2 separate regions of the Mus musculus genome follow, and region 1 is linked to region 2. A link is a loop called in an ENCODE intact Hi-C map of the cell type or tissue named here. Cell type or tissue: gastrocnemius. All regions are shown on one strand. Each heading gives the region's core, and the rest is flanking DNA. Links, peaks and the distances in the headings are about the cores only. Region 1 overlaps Nagpa (N-acetylglucosamine-1-phosphodiester alpha-N-acetylglucosaminidase). Region 2 holds the start of Sec14l5 (SEC14-like lipid binding 5).

What was found. Hi-C counts contacts between places; a loop is a spot of excess contacts. Peaks named below come from ENCODE experiments on the same cell type or tissue, not always from the same donor. Only the 100,000 strongest peaks of a DNase experiment are listed, where the experiment ranks them.
Region 1: it touches region 2 in a loop (2.5-fold over the local background); 9 of 42 quality-filtered maps call a loop at or near these places.

The regions. Positions count from the first base shown.
Region 1 is chr16:5,190,379-5,201,085 of GRCm38, forward strand. It overlaps Nagpa (N-acetylglucosamine-1-phosphodiester alpha-N-acetylglucosaminidase), which reads right to left. Exons shown (of 10, transcript NM_013796.3): 4 at 9,565-9,673; 5 at 9,238-9,366; 6 at 8,353-8,558; 7 at 8,198-8,245; 8 at 7,334-7,435; 9 at 7,177-7,240; 10 at 4,902-5,680. The coding sequence ends at 5,470. Among named protein-coding and RNA genes, the nearest start is that of Nagpa, 8.3 kb to the right of the region's middle. In gastrocnemius, for the core only: a CTCF peak has its summit at 4,903 (motif pointing left); DNase peaks (open chromatin) are centred at 3,984, 4,897 and 8,453.
Region 2 is chr16:5,141,351-5,152,057 of GRCm38, forward strand. Sec14l5 (SEC14-like lipid binding 5) reads left to right here and starts at 5,759. Exons shown (of 16, transcript NM_001127725.1): 1 at 5,759-5,779; 2 at 6,395-6,498. The coding sequence starts at 6,436. In gastrocnemius, for the core only: CTCF peaks have their summits at 4,411 (motif pointing left) and 5,693; DNase peaks (open chromatin) are centred at 4,422, 5,087 and 5,501; H3K4me3 peaks cover 4,279 bases; H3K27ac peaks cover 3,835 bases.

The DNA.
Region 1 (10,707 bases), core at 1,285-9,284, 49 kb after region 2:
TCTTTGCCCCCTATCTCCTTTAGACAGGAGCAATTCTGGGTTAAAACTCTGGAGGTGAATGAGTAGCCCCACTGGGGCCGTGCCTAACCTCTGGACATGGTCTTTACAGGCTCTCCCTCCCCTTTGTTGGGTATTTCAGCCAATCTCATCCCCTTTGGGTCCTGGGAGCCTCTTGCTTTCCTGGCATCTGGTACTTTCTGGTGGCTACCACCATTGGTCTGAGCACGGGGACCCCAATGGAGGAGTTAGGGAAAGGACTGAAGGAACTGAAGGGGTTTGTAACCCCATAGGAAGAACAACAATATCATCTAACCAGACCCCCTCCCCCCAGAGCTCCCCGGAACTAAACCACCAACCAAAGAGTACACATGGAGTGACCCATGGCTCCAGACGCATATAGCAGAGGATGGCTTTTTCTGGCATCAGTGGGAGGAGAGGCTCTTGGTTCTGTGAAGGCTCAATGCCCCAGTGTAGGGGAATGCAAGGGTAGGGAGGTAGAAGTGGGTGGGTAGGGGAGCTCCCTCAAAGAAGCAGGGGGAGGGGAGGATGGGATAGGGGGTTTGCAGAGGGGGTTTGTGGAGGGGAAACAGGGAAAGGGATGGGAATATAAATAAGTAAAATATCCTGTTAAAAAAAAAAGAAAAGAAAAGGAAATTGAAGAGAAGAGAAGAGAAGAAAATAAAAAAGAAAAGAAAATGAAAAAGAAAACTTGCTTTCTCCTCTCCTGTGTCTGCTTGCTTGCCTGCCGACCCAGAAATCCAGTCTCTTCCTTCCACCCAGCAATTGGCTAAAATTTGTCTAAAATAACTGACCCTAGCCCAGACATTGACAAAGTCTGCATGATGTTAGAATCATTTGAAATGGTAATTTTAAAGATAAACAGTAATTGTTTAGGCTGGTAGGGTTTTTTTTTTTTTTTTTTTGGAGTGGAGTATTACATAGTAAAGGTATTGTATGACAACTTTCTCCAAATTGAAACATCTGCTCCCAAAGGAGGAAGGAGTGTATCAGACTCAGGAAGTAAATGCAGGTGACAAGATTCACAAGGTCCCTTCCCTAGCATCATATAAGCAGTAAAGTAACTAGCATGGGGAGAGGAGACTGGTCAACTGAGCTGTCTGCAGGTCAAGCAGGAACTTTAATACTGAGTGTTCATGACTGGTCACCTGTCCTGGGGTGAGCCACTCTGTGATGCAGCTGCCTTTGAGCCACCCATACTATGTGAGTAACTCCAATAAACTCACTGTTCACCGAGCTAGGCCTGGCTGGACTCATTCCTTGTGTCTGCCAGTGTTGGCCTGCCTGCATAGATAGATATCTGTTCACATCTTCCCAGGAAGTCACACAGTGAAAATAACAAACATGTTTGGAAAGTCCCGCTCCTCTCATAGACGCTAAGTGCACAGTATCACATGCTCACAGGGAACCTGCTGGACCCTTTCTGAAGCCCCTTCATGGGCCAGAAGTGATGAGCTTTGTCGCACCCCAGGTGGGGCAGGATACAGACTTGGGAAGCTGCTGCTGCTGTGCTGGGAGGTAGGAAAGGTATCCAGACCAAAGGGCAGGGAAGAATGTCACTACTCCGTCACAGCGAGTCATTGCCTGAGTGACAGCAAGGGTATCTGTGTGAGCTCTTTGAAAGAGAAACCAAGAATTTGGAATGCTGACTTTACATGTGGACACCTGACTTGAATTGTATGGATGTGGGCGTGGCTCAGTTGACAGAACACTTGACTAGCATGCACAAAACACTGGGCTCGATCCTTAGCACTATGTAAAATGACTGTGGTGTCATGACTGCACTTCTGGGACTCTGGAGACAAACTAGAAGGATTAGGAGTTCAAGGTCATCCTTGGCTGTGTAGCAAGAATGAGGCCAGCCCAGGCTTCATGAGATCCTGTCTTGACCAAACCAAACCAAACCAAACCACCACCACCAATAAGAAATGGCCCTCACTGGCTCATGTATTTTAATACCAGGTTCCCGGCTGATGGAAATGCTTCGGAAGGTTTAGGAGGTGTGGCCTTAGAGGAGGTGTGTCACTGGGATGATCTTTCAAGTTTCAAGAAACTAGTGCAATTCCCAGTATTCATTCTCATTCTCTCTCTCTCTCTCTCTCTCTCTCTCTGTCTGTCTGTCTGTCTCTGTCTTTTTTCTCTCTCTCCCTGTCTTTCTCTCTCTGTCTCTGTCTCTCTGTCTCTGTCTTTCTGCTTGGTGGTTGTGAATCAAGATGTGATCTTTCAACTGTTCCTTCTTTACTCTGACATCATGGACTCTCTCTAAAACCATAAGGCAAATTAAATACTTTCTCTTTATAAGTTGCTGGGGTCATGATGTTTTATTACAGCAATAGAAAATTAACTAAGAATAAAGTAAGTACCAGGAAGTGGGCCATTTCTGTGATAGGTCTGGCCATCATTTTTGGAGAAATGTTGAAAACTCTGGAACTTTGGACTAGGAAAATAGTTGAATGCTATAAAAGGGATTTATTGGGCCATCCTAGTTGGAGCTTAGAGGACAGCAATGCTAACAGCAATGTGGACTATGAAAGCCTAGTTCAAGAGGTTTCAGAAGAGAGTGATATTAGCAAGAGGGCTAGAGACCGTACATGTAAACTTGGCTAAGAATGTGGCTGTCTTTTGCCCTTGTCCTAAGAATTTCCCTGGGAATGAATTGAAAAATAATGGAATGATTTCTTTGGTGAAGGAGATTGTAGGGGGTGGTTCTGATGCTAAGGTCCTGTTCCCCAACTGGTTCTTGATCTGTCAGTAAAGAAAGCCATGGGCCAATTGCTGGGCAGAAGGTAGAGCTGGAACTTCTGGGTCCCAGGAGGAAAAGACAGATGCAAGGAAGGAGAGGTGGAGTATTTGTCATGCTTTGGAGGGAGAAGAAGCCAGCAGCCATGTGAGGTCTCAAGAGGAGCTGGGGCCTGTGGCCACAACTACAGGCCGGTGGTCAAGGATGTTTGGCAGGGGGTAGGTGGAGGTTTAGGGCAGGTGGGAGGAGTGGCGATAAAAATATTAAGGGCACACTTTTCCAGGTGGGAGATAGTAACACCCAGCAATTGTGCTCTACCACAAGTTGAACAGGAACTCTGTGTGTGTGTGTGTGTGTGTGTGTGTGTGTGTGTGTGTGTGTGTGTGTGTGTGTGTGTGTGTCTTTTGTCTGAGGACTCAAGGCAAGCTGGATGGGGGTTGGTAGTGAGGTCACTTTCCAGAGCAAAGGCAGATAGAGTAAAACCTGTCTCTGAGACAGGGTTTAGCCCTGGCTGTCCTGGAACTCCCTCTGTAGACCAGGCTGGCCTCAAACTCAGAGATTCATTGCCCCTGCCTCCAAGTGCTGAAATTAAAGGCATGTGCTGCCACCACCTGGCTTTTGGTGACTTCAATACAGCTCAATAGTGACCCTTCTATGTGGTTATTGTCAATCACTCTCATGTAGGTCTAGAATGGAAACAAGCAAGTGAGTGAAACAAACAAATACAAAATGTGGAGTTTGAGGTGAAAAAGAGCACCAGGGAACTTAGTATTGGAGCCAAGGCTTGATCTGAAGGAGGTAAGGAGCGGTGTGGTGGGAACCACAAAGCAGAAAGGGCGCTCTCAGAGTAACACCCGCCCATAACTAGTCATTTGCCTCCAACTTGTGAAAAGGGAAGGGCCCTGGAATTTTCTGCTAAAAAGCAACAACAAAGGAAAGTGTCTGCAAATGAGCCTAAGGGGACCAGGCTCCATCCCGTGGGTAATGAAACCTGGCAGTGTCATCTGCATGGTTCTGACTTTAGAGTCACGAAGAATCTACAAGTAAAGGGGTTTAGGACATGTCCTCCTTGGTTAAGGACAGTCACTGAGGCCAGATATTTGGAAGGGAGTCCCTGCAGGGAAGGCTCTGAGAGGCCATTGCATGAAACTGTGAAAGCGAAGTCTGGATTGCACTGGAGACTCCAAGATGTTAGAGGTGCCAGAGCCATGGGGTATTGCCAAGGAGAGCTGCACACAGGGACCCAGGCCAAGAAAGAGAAGTATGTCACAGCAGCAGAGCTGGAGGGAGTAGATCTGAAGAGCCCTTGACAACAGACCCTGAGCTACAGGGTTTGAAGTCCGCCCTGTCGGCTCTCCATCTTGCTTTGGCTCAGCAGTTCCTGGCAATGCCCCCATTCCTCACTTTTGGAATGGCAACATATATATCATGCCATTGTATGTTGGGCCTATGTCATTTGCCTTTTTATTTTACAGGAAGTTACAATAACAGAGTGCCTTGGGTCTCCAAAAAGACTTTAAAACAGTATTGAGACTGGGAAAGAGTAAGGGGAAAGTTGGACTAAGAGCATTTTGCACTGTGATATGGCAGTACGCCTATGGGGGCAGGGATTGGAATGTGGTGGTTCCGGTGAGAATGGCTTCCACAGGCTCATCTACATCCCCACCTGATGGAACCGTTTGGGTAGGGTCAGAAGGGAGGTGTATCACTTGAGGTAAGTCTTGAGGTTCTCTCTCTCTCATCTGGTCCCTTGCTCCACCATCATGGATTCTGACACTCTGAAACCCTAAATCAAATTAAATTGCTTCCTTTGATATGTTGCTTATCACAGCAATAGAAAAGTAACTAGGACAACCACCAATGGAAAATGGTTAGGACCAATGAAATCCCTGCCTTCCAAGTGTAGCCTAGCCTGCAGCAACAGCACCGACTGGAGCTTGCAGGAACACAGCACATGACTGTGGTTACTTCTCTATTGCAGTGATAAAACATGACCCAAGCAACTTATCAAAGAAAGCATGGTCCCTGGGTGGCCTTGTGCCTGGCCAAACTTGTGCAGCATTGGGTTAACAGAGGCACTGGGGAACTGTCCAACGTCCCCATGAGAGGCAGCAGCTCAGGACTCAGACCTCACACGCCCCCTGGTGGCTTGTTTTAGTATCCCAATTTATTCAAGTGTTAGAAAACTCCTTTAGGGAACAAGACAACAAAAATAGGTCTGTAAACAAGGCGACTTCCTTCCCTCCCCATCCCTTCTTATGAGGTGCTTCCTGTGACAGGATGCAGAGTTCTAGTTGGCTGTCCAGCGATGAGGCTGTATAAAAGGCGAGTGCCGTGGCTGAGCCGAGGGTGTGTGTGTGTGTGTGTGTAAGGCTTTCTATTTCATCCCTGTGCAGGCGGAGAGTGGCCACTCTTGTCATGATGGGGTTACAGAGTTCCATTTGCTAGTGGCTTCCTGGGAGTCTTTGGCAGTGGCGAGACCCCTGTGCGAGACAGGCCTCTGGGCAGCAGATATAGGCGAGCGGGAGGCAGGTGCAGGCTCTCCAGAGCTCCTTATTGCTAGGTTGGCATGAGCCACAGCATGGGGACAGGAGGAATATGGCCAGCAAAGGGTGGGGTGCATAGCATCCATGCCAGTGGCCTCACAATGTCCCCTGTGGAAGTGAGGAGCAGGGACAAGATTATCTGGAGCATGCCGTTGGGGCAGCTCTTCAGTCCTTGAAGGGGTTGCTAGTTTCCTCCATGTGCTCCTTCTCTGCAGTCAGCGCTTCCCCGTTCACCTCCTGCAGTGGGTGATACACATAGTCCCCGTCGAGGTGCCGGTTCCTCTCGGCCCTGGAGCCCAGGAACAAGGACACGTTGACCCCAGTGCTGATCAGCAGCAGGAAAATTAGTGTCAGGGTGAGGGCTAGCCAGGTGGTCCTGGGATGGAAAAGAGAGTCTTGAGTGGGGGCAGGCAGCCAGAACCCAAACTGGGCATGTTGAACCCAGTAGGCAGGGAGGGGAGTAGGTATACTGAAGACACATGGAGGGAATACCACAGACAGTCTCTGATGTTTTAAGGATGTTTAAAAACATTTTTAGGAACTGGGGAATTAGCTCATGCTTGTCTTATAAAATGAAGACCCAATTTAAGTCCAGCAGGGCTGGGTGAGGTGGCACACGCCTTTAATCCCAGCACATGGGAGGCAGAAACAGGTGGGTTTCTGTGAGTTTAAGGCCAGGCTGGTCTACAGAGAGAGCTCCAGGACATCCAGGGTTACACAGAGACACCAAAACAAAAGCCAGGCATGATGGTACGTTGGAAGTTGGAGCTCACCAGTCAGCTTGTCTAACCTAACCTGTGAGTTTCAGGTCAAAAAAAAAAAAAAAAAAAAAAAAAAAAACAAGGTGGTGGGTGGGGGAGGATGTGGGGGACTTTTGGGATAGCATTGGAAATGTAAATGAAATAAATACCCAACAAAACACACACACACACACACACACACACACACACACACACACACACACACACACACACACATCTAATGTGAATGTTACTGCTTTTAGGTGGTTCCTAATATATTTTTTGCAGTACTGGGAATTGAACCTGGGTCCTTGTGCGTGCTAGGCAATCACTCTACCACTGAGCTACAGCCTAACCTCCCACCCCTACTTTTTATGTTATAATAGGATTTCATAAAGTTGCTCAGGTTGATCTTGAACTCAATCTGTGGCTTAAGCTGGCCTTGAATTTGCTATCTTCCTGCTTCAGCTTCCTGGAATAGCTAGGATGACAGGCTTGTGCCAGAAGGTCCAGCTCAAGATCTGTCTGTCTGTCTGTCTGTCTGTCTGTCTGTCAATCTATCTCCCTACATCTATCTCTTGTCTTAGGTATCCCAGGTTGGCCTAAGACTCCCTAACATTCTTAAACTCGTGGCTTTTCTGCTTCTACCTCCCAAGTGCTGGACTTACAGGCACATGATGCCACCATGCCTGGGTTATGATATGAAATGCTGGGGATTGAACCTAGGGCTTTCTGCATGCCAGGCAATCAATCTGCCAATTGAGCCACACCCCCTGCTTCACAATTCTTTCCATGAGCCCTGTGGGGATGGAGCTGGAAACCCAGGAAACAGCAGAAAGGAAGCAACAACAACACAAAGCCTGAACACACGGAAGAGTTCAGAAATAAGGTGAGTCCTTCCTGTCTCTATGGCCCTGCTCCAGCATCTAAGTGGAGTCTCTGCAGCCAGAGGCATGACACCCATAGCCTGCTACCTTTGAGTTCCACTGGGTAGCTCAGGGTCTTTCCTGGATGCCAGTTTTACCTGTGACTGTCCCTGAGCTTGCAAAGTAGAGGGTAACCTGTGACCTCCTGGCCTGGCTAGTGCCTCACGGATGAGACATAGGGGCTCAGTGCCTGCTAAAACACTTACCTGGTGAAAGAGGCCAGCTCTCCTGCCCTCGGCGTAGCCTCAGTTGGCTGGAGACACTGCCTCACTGCAAGACACCAGAAAGAAGGGCTGGGGAGAGTCCACCTACCCCAGACCTGCCCCAAGGGCTCCCAGCTCAAGAACCTTTAAGGCCGCATACCTTGGGAGATGCTGCAGTTGCCAGTCTGCGGGTCACAGGAACACTGGTGCTCACACTGGCAGGGCCTCTGGCAACCTGGCCCATACCAGCCCAGAGGACACTCTGTGGAGAGGAGATGGTGGCAGGGAGGTCTCACCTTGGGTGGCATGGTCTCCTGTCACAGACAGCCTGGCTCCTGGGTGTGCACATGGCCATGCTGAAGGAGATGCCCTCAGATCCCTGGGACCCAACCCTCCAAGGTAACCGGGCTGCAAACAGGGCTGTGTTCCAGTTTCTAGAGTGCTTGCTGCATATACATAGGGCCCTGGGTTTGACTTCTAGCACCCTATAAGTTGGTGCTATGCCTATAATCCCAGCGCTTGAAAGGAGGAAGCAGGTTGCTTGAGGCCATTCTCGGTTACATACTAAGTTAGAGAACTGCGTGGGCTGTATAAGACTTTGTCTCAGATAAACACCAAGAATACTGCCTAGATTTAAGGTGGGCTCTAGAACTTATGACCTTAAAAGGATGAAGAAATTATGAATGGGAACTCCACTGAGCTGATGCTGAAACCACCCTACCCATGCCTAGGATCACCAGGAGCTGCTTTCCAGGAGTTAAGGACTTTGGTGGATCTCCCTCAGGGGCGTGGCCGGCCACACTTTGTTTTTTGCTATTGGTCCTTAGAGTTGAGTGGACAATACTGAAAATCTGGCCTCCTACTTGCTGGGACTCTTTCAGTAGGTAGAACATCGGGTTATCCACATGCGAAATGAGAAAAGGCTCTGAAGGTAAGTTCCAAGCCAGAAGGAGGGACGAAGGCGTCATACCAGCTGCGTGCAGCCAGGCCACCCTCTCCAGGAGTGTTTGCAGGCAGCTCTCACCTTCACTGCAGTTGGATCCTGTCCACCCAGCATCACAGTGGCAGCCAGCTACCAAAGCAAGACCACAGAGGCTGGGTAAGGACACAGGCGGGAGTCTAGCATGGGCGAGCTGGGGTCCCGCCAGAGCACCACCCTCCTGTGGGCTCCCCACTCACTCTCTGTGCACAGCCCATGCTGGCTGCAGTTGGAGGGGCCACAGTCCAGCTCGCTGCAGGCCTCGCCCCGCCAGAAGTGGCTGGTGCATTCACAGTGGCCATCCACACAGGTCCCATGGCCACTGCAGTCGGGTGGCTGGCAGCGCGGTTCATGCACACACACCACAGTGGACACTTGGCGGGGACAGCGCCACATGTTGTCCTGGCTGTGGGGGATTCACTGTGAGACGAGGTCTAGGCCTTGGTGCTGGTCCCTGCCGCAGCCTATAAAGGCTGTCCAGTTTGCCTCCCTTTCCATTCTGCCAGTTGTGCGTGCGTGCATGCGTGCGTGCGCATATGGAGTCAGGACAACCTTAGATACATGTCATTTAAAACTTTATTTTATTTATCTTTCTCGCTGGCCTGGACCTTGCCAAAAAGTAGGCTAGGCTGGCTGGCCAGAGGGTCAGGATTCACCTGACTCTTCCTCAACAAGGCTGGGACTGCAAGCATGTGCCACTTGCTCGTATCTGGCTTTTTATATGGGTTTTGGAGTTTAAACTCAGGTCCTTCGCTTGCGAGGCAAGTACTTTTCCTCCTGAGCTATAGCTCCAGCCTCTCCCTGGGCCACTTAGCGGATTTCCCCATTGCGTACAGTTTGTCTTCCGGTAAAGGCTCTCTCAACCCCGGCCAGCCATCTCCTCAGGTCTTACTTCACTGTCCTCAGGGAGGCCTTTCCTGACCTGTCTCAGGTTTCCAGGGATGGGCTGTGCAGCACCCTGAGGGAAGAGATCTCGGCTCTTCTGCTCACTTTTGGATACCCAGGGCCTGGCACACAACAGGGTCTCAGTATTGACTGAGTGAGACAGTCTGAGAGAGCCACAAAGGTGGCTCAGGGGTTCTTACCAGTGATCTGAAGGGTAACTGGCCAGGGTCCCATTGAGCACAAAAGTAGCAGAACCGCCTCCATCCAGGTTGATGGCATTGACGACATCTTGTTGACGCAGGAACTCTGCCATCTCCCATAGGTTAAGGCTGTGCAGAGGGGGTATGCAGCTGAGCCCCTGTGGTCTCTGGCTTAACTGTCTTCTTTCACTAGTAGGTAAATGCTATTGCCTCCAGATGAAACTTCCAAAATGGCCGGAAAGCTGTCTTGTCCCACCAATACCCCAGAAACGACTGGAAGGTAGGGGTGGCTGAGTGCAAACAGCCCCGAGGGTTCCTGGGACTCACCCACGCTGTTCCGTCTGTCCATCAGCATGGAAGAGGATAAGCTGCCCCTCACGGTCATGACCCACGGCTGTCCTGGCTGACATCACATTCACAAATTTGCTAAAAGAACCTAAAGGAGAAGGGCCCGGGGTGGTTACCCAGCTCTCCAGGGGACCCCTCAGGTCTCCCGACTTTCTCTCTTTTGATGGCTCCTTCCCTCGTGCACGTGTGGCAAGCACTGGATCACTGAGCCACATCCCAGCTCCACCTCCAGTGAGCTTCCATGCCACAGCCAGAAGCACTTCATGTGATCTCAGTCTCCAGAAACTTCTATGTTGGTGGAAGGATTTCACAGGCCTTGCCTGAGGCCCCAGGCCTCACTTCTGTACTTGTTCACCCAGCAGCTACTCTCTGCCTAGGGCCTTGAAGGCTGCCCTGAGCCTGGGAACCACAGGCCTCTGCCCTGAGTTCTTCTGATAGCTTGTTCCTTTGACTCAAAGACAGCCTCTTGAGTCTCCCTCTCCCTCTACACTATACCCTGAATAGCCAGATTCCCAGGACCAAAGTGTCCTTTTCCACCACCCCAGTATTTTCCACTCTGGAGGTACGTCAGAGGATAACCCTGGGTGTTGGTCCTCAGGTGCCACCCACTTTCTGTGTGAGACAGGTCTCTTGTTAGCTTAGAATATCACCGTGTGGCCGTGGATCTGCCTATCCCTGCCTTCCAGCTCCATCCCTGGGAATGCAAGTGTGCATCCCAGCACTTGGCTTTTAATGTTTCTTTCTGGGGCTCCAACTCAGGTCCTCACACTTTCAAGGCAAATACTTTACTGACCAAGCCAACTCATCAGCCCATCCCCAAGTGGCCCTTGACCTTGAGTGTCCATCAGAGTCACCAAGGGAGTGCCTGCACACCCAAGTTGTTAGGATTTAACCAGTGGTTTCTGGATGGGAGGTATAGGGAGGGTGGACTCATGGCTCTGCATTTATGACAAACTCCTAGGCCATGTGGAGGCCACCATACAGCAAATCTGCAGCACTTTCCTCATACCTGTGCTTCTGGTCCCCACCGGTCCCCTTTCTCCTGTTTCTTTCTTGGCACTTGTCACAATTTTCCAGCTTATTGCCAAGGATTCTCCTTCTATATTCTACATAAGACTGAAT
Region 2 (10,707 bases), core at 1,103-9,102:
CGGGTCTACTTTCATTCTGCTTTTTACTGTCCCCATCAATTGCTCAGTGCAGTCTGATGTGCCACAGAACTGGCTTGTCTGTCTCTGAACCCAGGGCCCCGATGTGCCCGGCACCTGCCTGGCCTCCCTCAGCACTAAATGAAGTATCTTTGCCAGGGACACTGAGGTGAAAGCCATGTCCAGACCTCTCCCCTTCCCTACTGACCTAGAGAGACGGGGAGTTTGTTGTCTCTTTCCTTTCCTGGAGAGCTCACGGCCTGCTGTGGCTGGAGGAAGAGAATCCCCCCCCTCCATGTTCTTTCTTCAGGCTCCGTGGTCCAATCTAGGATCATAGAGAGATGGGACCCCAGGGCAGGTTGAGTCTTGTTCCTGTTTTGGGGTGTAGTAGCACACACCTAGTTCTCCCTTTGCCTCAGCAAGGCCACACTATGTATGCTCTAGTTGTTTGCTCTCTCCCCACATGAAGCCTCTCTCTGCAGATGGCCTGGAGTCTGGGTGAGGCCAGAAACCAGCTTCCTTCAGAGCTCGCAGAAGGATGGGTTAGCTGACACCCACCTTTAGCCCAGTGGGGCCCATCCCAGCTTCCAGGCCTCTTGGGTTGTGAGATGGGAATTTGTGTTGTGTTTCAAGCCACAAGTTTGCTCTGCATGACAGCAGTCCAGGAACCAGCATAGGTGCCTCCCACAATCTGCAGGGACCCTTTGTCTGGCCAGCAGGAGCACTGGGGAAAGGCAGGGAAAAGGCCTTGGTGAAGGCAGGGAGTAAGGAGGGTCTCCTTTCTACATTCTGTCTCTCACCCTCCAATATAGTCACCTAGAGGGTAGCCAGGTAACCAGTGACCACTGGGACCCTTAGGGGACACCGTGTGGGCAGAGACACTTCTAAAACACCCACTGCCTCTGTCCCTTTTGAGGTGTTTTCAAAACCCAGGAGCTGGGCATGATGGACACCTCTCTTGCTGGAAGCTCAGGAGGCTGGGCATAGGAGTGTGAAATGCAGCCTGGCTTTTCCTTAGGGTCCAAGTCTGGATTATCTCGACATCATTCACATGCTTTTATCTACCTATAGAAGCCACACTGTAAGCCCAGATGCTTATCCACAAGGGAGTAGAATGTGGCCTGTCCACAGGGGAGTAGGACTCAGTCACAGAAAGGAAGGATGGGTGGTTGGGGACACTACACTTGCCCAGCAACCTGGAGGGAGGCCCTAGGGGTCCATTCCCAGCTACAGATAAAACAAAAGGCTAGCCTTGGATGTATAGCAAGACTGTCTAAAGAGGAAATTCCTGGGGCTCCTCTTACTCCAGCTCCAGGGGATCCAAGGTCTTTGGCTCTGTCAGCATTCACCCTCATGTGTGTACATAATTTAAAATAAAAACAAATCTTAAAGTGAAATACAATGAAAGAGGGGACGGTATGGCCACACATCTGTGAACAGAGGGGCAGAAGTCACCCAGGGGGCTAGATCTATGACAGCATCCATGCTGCCTACAGAGCTACCCAGCCCTGTGCACCCCCTCACCACATACAGAGGCTCCTCCACTACTTAAAGTCTTCTTGCTTTTAGGTGACCTTTGGCTCACAGGTGACTCTGGGTGGAATCCAGACGCCTTTATGGGAATGAACAGACTTCGGAAAGGCCAGGGATCATAGTGGGCAGGGTCCTGCATCGGCTCCTTTAGACCCGGCTCCTGCCTAATCAAGGCTGCAAAGTGACTGGGAATACTGTGTGACATGTGCAGGTTACAACCGGAACAACTGTGCACAGGGACCCCAACTGTGACCTGGGTGGTCCTAGAGGGTCCCCAAAGGTCCTGAGCTGTGAGCTAAGAATTGGAGATAGCCCAGGTGGAGGACTTCAGGGACAGATGCGATATCCGTGAGAAGCGGTGGCTGTGTGGTGGCTGGGGCAGGCTAAGAAGAGAGACAATGCTCTGAGGATGAGAGCGTTGTGAAGACATGCTGTCACTCTGGTTACACAGCCTTTGAATGCACGGAGAGCTGCTGTATTGCAGTGAACTGCAGTGGGCATTCTCATGTTCTACTTTATTTTACTCTGTGTGTGTGTGTGTGTGTGTGTGTGTGTGTGCGTATGCAGATGCTTGCGTGTGCAAATGCATATGGAGGTTAGGCGTCCAGTCTCCTTTTTGTTTTTGAGACAGGGCTTACTGGCTAGTTGTATGTCAACTCAACATAAGCTAAAGTCATCTGAGAGGAGGGATCTTAATTAAGAAAGTGCCCCTGTTAGATCAGGCCGTAGGCAAGCCTGTAAGGCATTTTCTTAGTTAGTGATTGATGGGGGAGGACCCAGCCCATGCTGGGTGGTGCTATCTCTGGCCTGGTGGTCCTGGGTGCTATAAGAAGGCAGGCTGAGCAAGCCATGGGGAGCAAGTGAGTAAGCAGCTCCCCTCCGTGGCCTCAGCATCAGCTCCTGCCTCCAGGTTCCTGCTCTGCTTGAGTTCCTGTCCTGACTTCCTTCAATGATGAACAGCAGTACGGAAGTGTAAGCCAAATAAACCCTTTCCTCCCCAACTTGCTTTAGGTCATGGTGTTTCACCATAGAAGTAGTAACTCTAACTAAGACAGGGTTTCTCCGTGTAGCCCTGACTGTCCTGGAACTCAGAGGTCTCCTGAGTGAGGGGATTAAAGGTGTGGGCCTCCACACCCAGCTAGGCGTCTTTTCAAGTACTTTCCTCCTTACATTTTTAGGTCAGGTCTCTCACTTGAATCCTAAGATCACTAATTCTTTTTTTGTTTGTTTTTGTTTTTCGAGACAGGGTTTCTCTGTTTAGCCCTGGATGTCCTGGAACTCACTTTGTAGACCAGGCTGGCTTCGAACTCAGAAATCTGCCTGCCTCTGCCTCCCAAATGCTGGGACTAAAGGTGTGCGCCAACACCGCCCAGCTACTTATTTATTTTAAAGATTCATTATTGTTTTATTTACTTCTACCCGTTCATGTGAGTGTTTGCAATGTGTGTGGGTACCCTTGGAAGGGAAGGAGCACTGGGTAGCCTGCCTGGTGCGGAGTTAAAGGCAGGTGTGAGCCACTCAGGGTAGCCGCTGGGAATTTAACTTGGGTCTTCTGCAGGAGCAGTAAGCACTCTTAACCAATGACCCATCTCTCCAACTGCTACTTAGTTACTTACTTACTTTTGGGGCAGTCTCATGTAGCCCACGCTAACCTCAAACTTGCTCTGTCTGTCTGAGGATGACCTTGAACTTTGATCCTCCTGCTTCCATCTCTGAGGGCTGATATTCCAGGTGGGCTACATGTGGTGCTGAGGGTGGAACCCAGAACTTCACGGGAGCCGCGCAACACTACCAACTCTCCAGTTATTGTTTGAGATGAGGTGAAATTTATAGAACACACAGTCAGCCATCTTTCTGTAGACCACTTGGTGACATTTAATGCATTTGCAGTGTTCTGCCTGCACCAGCTCCCTCAAGTTCCAAGCCCTTTCTTCCCGACAGCAGCTGTTTGGGGATTAAGTGCATTTATATTTGAAAGGTTTTAGCAGAGTGTATGGAACAATATGTACGTGTGTGGCGGTAGTGATATTATTATTATTTTTTATAATTTAATATTCATTTATTTAATAGTTATAAATATAAAATACAATATGTTCAGTCCAAATAATGCTACATATATGTATGTAGTTACAGGGCTGACCACTTACTATTGGCTAACCAACTGGGAGGACTCTTTCTTGAAGAAGACTACTTCCTGTCATTTTCCCTCACCTCCCATATTACTTTTTTTTTAATTAGGTATTTTCCTCGTTTACATTTTCAATGCTATCCCAAAAGTCCCCCATACCCACCCCCACTCCCCTACCCACCCACTCCCCCTTTTTGGCCCTGGCGTTCCCCTGTACTGGGGCATATAAAGTTTGCAAGTCCAATGGGCCTCTCTTTGCAGTGCTGGCCAACTAGGCCATCTTCTGATACATATGCAGCTAGAGACAAGAGCTCCCGGGTACTGGTTAGCAAACACAGAAGTGGATGATCACAGTCAGCTATTGGATGGGTCACACGGCCCCCAATGGAGGAGCTAGAGAAATTACCCAAGGAGCTAAAGGGAACTGCAACCCTATAGGTGGTAGTGATATTATTAATTTGTGTCCCTGGCGCTGGAGTGCAGTGCTCTGTCCACGCACAGGCACCTCTCTTTCCTCAGACTTCCCTGTATCCAACATGTTACCCACTCTTCTAGCACAGTCACATCTTCCCTAAGGTTTGGAGCAGAGAAGATTGTGGCTTAAGTGTGGTATTGGGAAAACACCAGATGACAGTGTTAAGTCACTGTGCTGATCCTGGGGAGACCACTAAAGTCCCCTCAATGAATCAAATACGGAGACCTGGGACAGAACAATAGCCTGTGGCTACTTAGGTTATCTTTTGCTGCCACCTTGTGTTGACACTGGGAATTTCGACTCCTATTTCTACTTTATAACCTAGATAGCGCTTTAGCACGTGCTGTCTGCGAGGTCTGATTACATCTTACCTAGGATGCTAAGAAGATGGCAACAATATCAGGGCCATTTCCGTTGCTCTTGCACGGTGAATTGCTAGGTTGAGAGAAGGGAGGGCTGATGGGAGTGAAGCTGTTCCCTGGGCACCCTGGGAAGACTGGCAGGGTTTGCATGCGGCTGAAGTTAGAAGGGACAAAAGCCTAGGGTGACTCTTTTCCTGATTATCTTCTCCTCTGCAATTTTCTCCATGTCTACATTACCAAATAATGCGCATTACCTTATTTATTTTTTAAGATTTACTTTTGTTATCTTAGATTATGTATATATTTATGTGTAGTTGAGTGGTGGTCCCCCTGGAGCTGGGGTTACAGGACTTTGTGAGCCTCTTGACCTGGGTGCTGCGAGTCGAACTCCGCTCCTCCTGAAGACTAGTACCTGCTTTTATCTGCTGAGCTGTCTCTCCAGCCTGCCTAATTTATTTAACGTCGGACAGCCCGACTTTTAGTGGACGCTCTGTAAAGGTGTGAAGAGTGAATAAACAATGCATACAGAAGGGTTTAAGCTAGACCCCTGCAGCCTTCGAGGCGAGGTCAGGTGGAGAATGAGATCAAGGCCAGGGGTCAGCCGGACATGGTGGAGCACATCTGTAATCCGGAGGTTGGGGTAATATAGCCTCGACTGGTCTTCAGTGTGGATTTCGCCTCAAACCGAACCGGAAAAAAAAAAAAAAAGTTCAGGTGCAGTAGGTTCAAGAAGAGGTTACTCAGAACGAGGTAGTTGTGGACTAGGGAAGTCGCGCTCTGTAACTCTGGGCAGGTGCAAATGAACGGGGGTTGGGGGGTCGCGTCCTCAGGGCTGGGTGCTCATGGGTACAGAGACTGGGTTGGGGGCGGAGCCTTTGTTGAGTCTGGGTGAGTGTGAACAGGGTCAACACGGGTGGGGTCTTCTCGAGCCATGGCCAATAGGGAGCAAAGGTAGGGCTGAAGGCGTGACCAAGAGAGGGATGAATAAAAATGAGGGGCAGGCTTAAGACGCGGGGCGAGTCTGGCCGGGGCGGGGTTGGGACCAAACCAATCAGGGAACAAGATAATCTTGTGGGGGTGGTGCCAGGCCAGTTCAGGCTCTCCCTCTGTCCCGGGTCCTGGAGCGGTCCAGGCTGGGCATGTCTGTCACCGCTCTGGTCCCTCTTCTGCCCTACAGGCCACTGTTTGTGTAGGATTGACAAGAGGCTATTGAGCTCCTGAGTTCTGCGGTCCGGGCAAGGCGCCTCCTGGTGATTTGGCGAGCTCAGCTCCCAGGTCAAGCAGGTGCCAGAGCACTGTGCTGTGTTTTCAGCAGTTCTGAGGGTGAGCGGAGCAGCGGAGCCTGCGCATGTATGTGTATTCGAATAGCTTTGTGTGGGTGCCCATTAGTGTGCACCTGGGGGGATAGAGTGCGCGTGTGTGGAGTTGCTGCAGAAAGCTGAGTGCCTGTGCAAAGTTCTATGCTGCGTGTACAAGGACTGTCCTGTGTGGGAGTGGGATGCAGGTGAACCGTACAGAAAGGTGCACGTGTCAGGCTATTATGGAGGAAAATGAAAGGGCAGGCACAAAAACACTGGGGGTTGGGCATAGGGCAGGATGTCCACAGCAAGTCACGGGGAGAATGTGCGAGGACAATCGTGGGAATGTAAATGTGTGTGCCTGCTTGAGTGGGTGGCATTGAGGGTGCCTCTGAAAGAGTGGGGATGGGGAGACAGCATGAAGTGCTGCTTGCTCTCAGAGGGCTGAGTGTGGGTTGGGGAGCTGGGTAGTGGACAGGTACCTGGCCCGGGTTAGCTGATAATCCTATCAGTTTCTTACTTTGAGGGTCGGGGCTGCCTGACAGTGCTCATGCTTTGTGTGAAAGGAGCTGCCACCTCACCAGTAACTCTTCATTTCCAGCTTCTGTGCTCTCTCTGTCCTGGTGACTTCTGAGTTGGAACATGGTGCAAAAATATCAGTCTCCTGTCCGAGTATACAAGTATCCATTCGAGCTGGTCATGGCGGTGAGTGACCCCTGGTTCTTGGGCTCCTCTTGTGACTGGAGGTCAATGGTGGGAAAGAAAGAGGACATTTCAGGCTATGAAACGGAGAAATTTTACTGAACTTTTCAGCTGTCCTGACTTCTTTGCCTGACCACCCCCTCCCACCTGTCATGACTCTTGAAACCCTGCCGAGCAGATAAAATACAAGCTCTAGAATGAGGATATGTGCTATGATCCTTACATTCAAAGGCTGAAGCAGGAGGATCAGGAGTTCAAAGCCATCCTGGGCTACATAGAAACAAAAAGAGGAGATGGAGATATAGTCTTCCGGTATGAGTGTGTATGTGAGTGTCCTGTACTGAGGCAGTTGTGTGCCTAGGCATGACCGCAGACCCTTGGCCTTCTGGGTCAGGTTTTTGTACTGAGGCCAGAGGTAGAGAACGCTTGGATTCCTTCTCTGGGTTCCACCACTCTGCCTTCCGGAACTTCAGTCTCTCCTCAGAGAAATGGGGACAGTGCTATGACACGGGCTTGTGGTGGACGGTAATAGAAGTGACTGGTGTCCCAGAAGCCACATGATTGACACATAGTAGGTACCTGTGACATATGGCATTCCCTGTTATCACACAAGATCTAGAGCTGGAGGGATGGCACAGTGGTGAATGTTTGCAGAGCATGCAGAAGGCTCTGAATTCCATGCCTAGCACACACACACATACATGCACACACACACACAAGCATGCACATGCATACAAACAAATGCACACACACACAAGCACGCACATGCATACACACATACACAAGCACCCACATGCACATGCACACACACATGTGTGCATGAATGCACATACACATGGGTGGGGAGAGGAGAAGGTTTTACAAGTGATTATATTGAAATATTTTGCAAATGTGTCCAACCTGTGGCCCATGGGCCACTTGCGCCCAGGATAGCTATGAATGTGGCCCAATATACTTGTAGACTAGAACAGCATATCAGTGTCAAAAGGTTGGACACCCTGCTAGTGTCTAAAACACCAAATGTCTTCCCGATTTGCTGCACTCCACCCCCAACTGCTAACTCCAGCCTTCTTTTCAAGAACCTGTCTCAGCTGGGGGATCTGCGCATGTGTCCTGCCTGATCCAACGCTAGGAGCCCACATGCCTATGTTTTTCTGGCCTATAGAAGATAAAGGTCTACAGAAGGCATCGTTGCACAGGGCTGGTTCTTAGGATGGGGAGGCTGACAAGCTGGGGACCCTGGGAGCAGGCGACCCCACCCCTGATCTTCTGCTGCCTATCTTTAAAATGGAGATCTCTGGCGTTCCAAATCATGGTGACGGGCTGTTGGCTGAGTGAATCGGTATCTGCAGCTCCTACAGCAGGCTCTGATGAAGAGGAAATGAGCCGTGAGTTCTGGCTCACACTGTGACTCTTGTGCAGGCAGGCTGTAGGGTGCCATGGGGCTGTGACTCCAGAGGGCGAGGCTGAGACAGCCATTTTGGTCAGAAGCACAGAGTCCATGCTGCTGTTTTCCACACTCTGGCATAAGGTTGTCATGGTGATTAACAGTGTGCATGTGCGTGTCCGTGTGTGTTGGTCTCAGTACATAGCTCACTTCACACCAAGCAGATGGAAATACTAGACGGTTATGCCTCAGTCTGTGAAGTGTTCTCTCGGCATGAACAAAGCCCCGGGCTCAGTCCTCAGCACCTTGTCATCCCATATGGTGGTGCTCCACCATAATCCCAGGCCAGAAGTTAGAGGTAGGAGGCTAGGAGGCTAGGTTACCTCAGTTTGTCATGAGTTCAAGGCTAGCCTGAGCTACTTGAGACCCTGTATAAAAGAGAAAGGATGGTGAGATGGCTCATTGGATAAAGATGGCTGCCTTTAAACCTGATCACCTGAGTTTCATCGCTGGTGCCCAAATGGTGAAAGAGAATAGACACCCAAATATGTCCCCTGACCTCTACATGCACAGTCTCCCAGGTCAATCAATCAATGTAGTTTAAACACTTACAAAACTCTTAGGAAGGGGAGAGGAAATGGTAGGTAACTGTAAGTCTTCTAGTGGTCCTGGCTACTCACATTTTCTAAGTTTCTGAGCCTATTCATTCATTGAGTAGAAGAGAGAGTTTGTCATCTCCTTCTGGAATTGTTTCAAAACCTTTTCAGCCATGAAACCAAGACACATGTCTATAGGGTGGAAAATAATGTACTGTGAGGGCTTAATACATATAAATTTAGCCAGGCAATGGTGGCATACCCTTTAATCCCAGAACTCAGAAGGCAGAGGCAGGTGAACCTCTGACTTTGAGGACAGCCTGGATGAGTTCCAGGATGGCCAGGGTTACACGGAGAAACCCTGTCTCAAGAAACAAACAAAAATGTAAACTGAATATACTATGTATAGGTTATAAAAAAATGTTCACAATCAAGTGTGATGGCACACGTCTAGGATCTCAACAGTAGGTGGGAAGATGGCAGAAGAAGGGGGATTGGAAATCCAAAGTCATATGAGCTACAAGGCTTGATAATATACAGAGCTACGTAAGACACTGTCTCAAGCCCTCATCCTCCAGCCCCGAATGAAAAAGAAGAGGGAGGAGGAGAAAAGAGAAGGTTTATCTCTGTAAGTTGGAGGCCAGCCTGGTCTCCACAGAAAGACCCTGTCTCAAAAAACCAAACCAACCAAACAACCAAACAAACCAATTAAAAAGTAAATTGCGTTGAGTCATCTTCAAAGTGTTCTCTGGAGGGTGGGTCACAGCCACCTCCGCTCTTCCGTCCTGTTCTTGTCCGTGTCCAGATCCTGCAGCTTCGCCACAGACAAAGGCGCTTTGCTGACTGTTGACAAAACGCTATTGTCCCTCAAATAACCACATCACTACACAGAACTTGTGGCTTTGGAGGCACAAAGGGGTTTTTCTGCCCTTAATGCCCCTCTTTGTTCCTCAGCTGATACTTGCCCTCAGTGTGGGTTCCAGGCTGGACCACTGGGGATGAACTCAGCTGCCTCCAGGCATCCGAGCTGTGGGCCTTTTGGTTTGTGTTTGACAGGAGTGTTCGGAGAATTGGATCACCCAGTGCATCAAAAGCCCCCCAGCTGGACCGGAAAGGCTTCCCAGATTTACTGATTGGCTTCTAAACTGATCAAAGGTTATTTTTCTTACTTATGTGCATGTAGATATGCCTGTATGAGTTTATGTGTCTGTAGGCACCCACCAAGGCCAGAGCATATTGGAACTGGAGTCACTGGTGGTTGTGAGACACCTGATGTGTGTTCTGGGAACCAAACCCTGGTCCTCTCTGGAAGAGCAGTAAGTGCTTTTAACCCCTGAGCCATCTTTCCAGCAAGATTTCTAAAATTTTTATTACACCATTTTAGAGAGTGAAAGAGATAGATAGATAGATAGACAGACAGACAGACAGACACACAGACAGACATCTCCAGTCAGAGGATTACTACTGTCTGGATTCAATTTTCTTTTACCTTGTGAGTTTTGGGAACTGAACTTCAGTCTTACCACAGACACCTTTACCCACTGAGCCACTTCACTGGCCCAACTAATTAGTGTTTATTTTGATAAAGGATTTCACTCTGTAGCTCAGATTGGCTTGGAACGCACAACAATCTTCCTTTGTCAGCCTCCTAATTGTGAAAACTCTTTTAAAGATTTGAGCCAAGGAGATGGCTCAGTGGGTAAAAGGTTTGCTGTGTATCCATGAGGACCTGAGCTAGGGCTCCCCAGCAACTTTATAAAAACTGGGTGCAATAGTGTGTACCTCTGATGCTCAGGATGGGGATATAGAGAAGGGCGGAGCTTCAGGACTCACTGGTCAGTCAGCCTAGTAGAAATGTACTGTGCTCCAGGTGTAGTGAACAATCACACCTCAAAAATAAGGTGGAGAGAGATGGAGGGAGCCATGTCAGCTTCTGATGTCCACATTTGAACATTTTGGAGCATTTACCCACCCATCCACACACATGGGAGGTGGGGGGGGGGGAGAGAGAGAGAGAGAGAGAGAGAGAGAGAGAGAGAGAGAGAGAGAGAGAGAGAGAGAAATTGATCTGTAGACTAGGCTGGCCTTGAACTCAGAGATCCATCTACCTCTGCCTCCTGAGTGGTGGGATTAAAGGCATCTATCACCACTGCCTGGCTGAGCTTAATTAAAAAAACAAACAAACATGTATGTATGTATGTATGTATGTATGTATGTATGTATGTATGT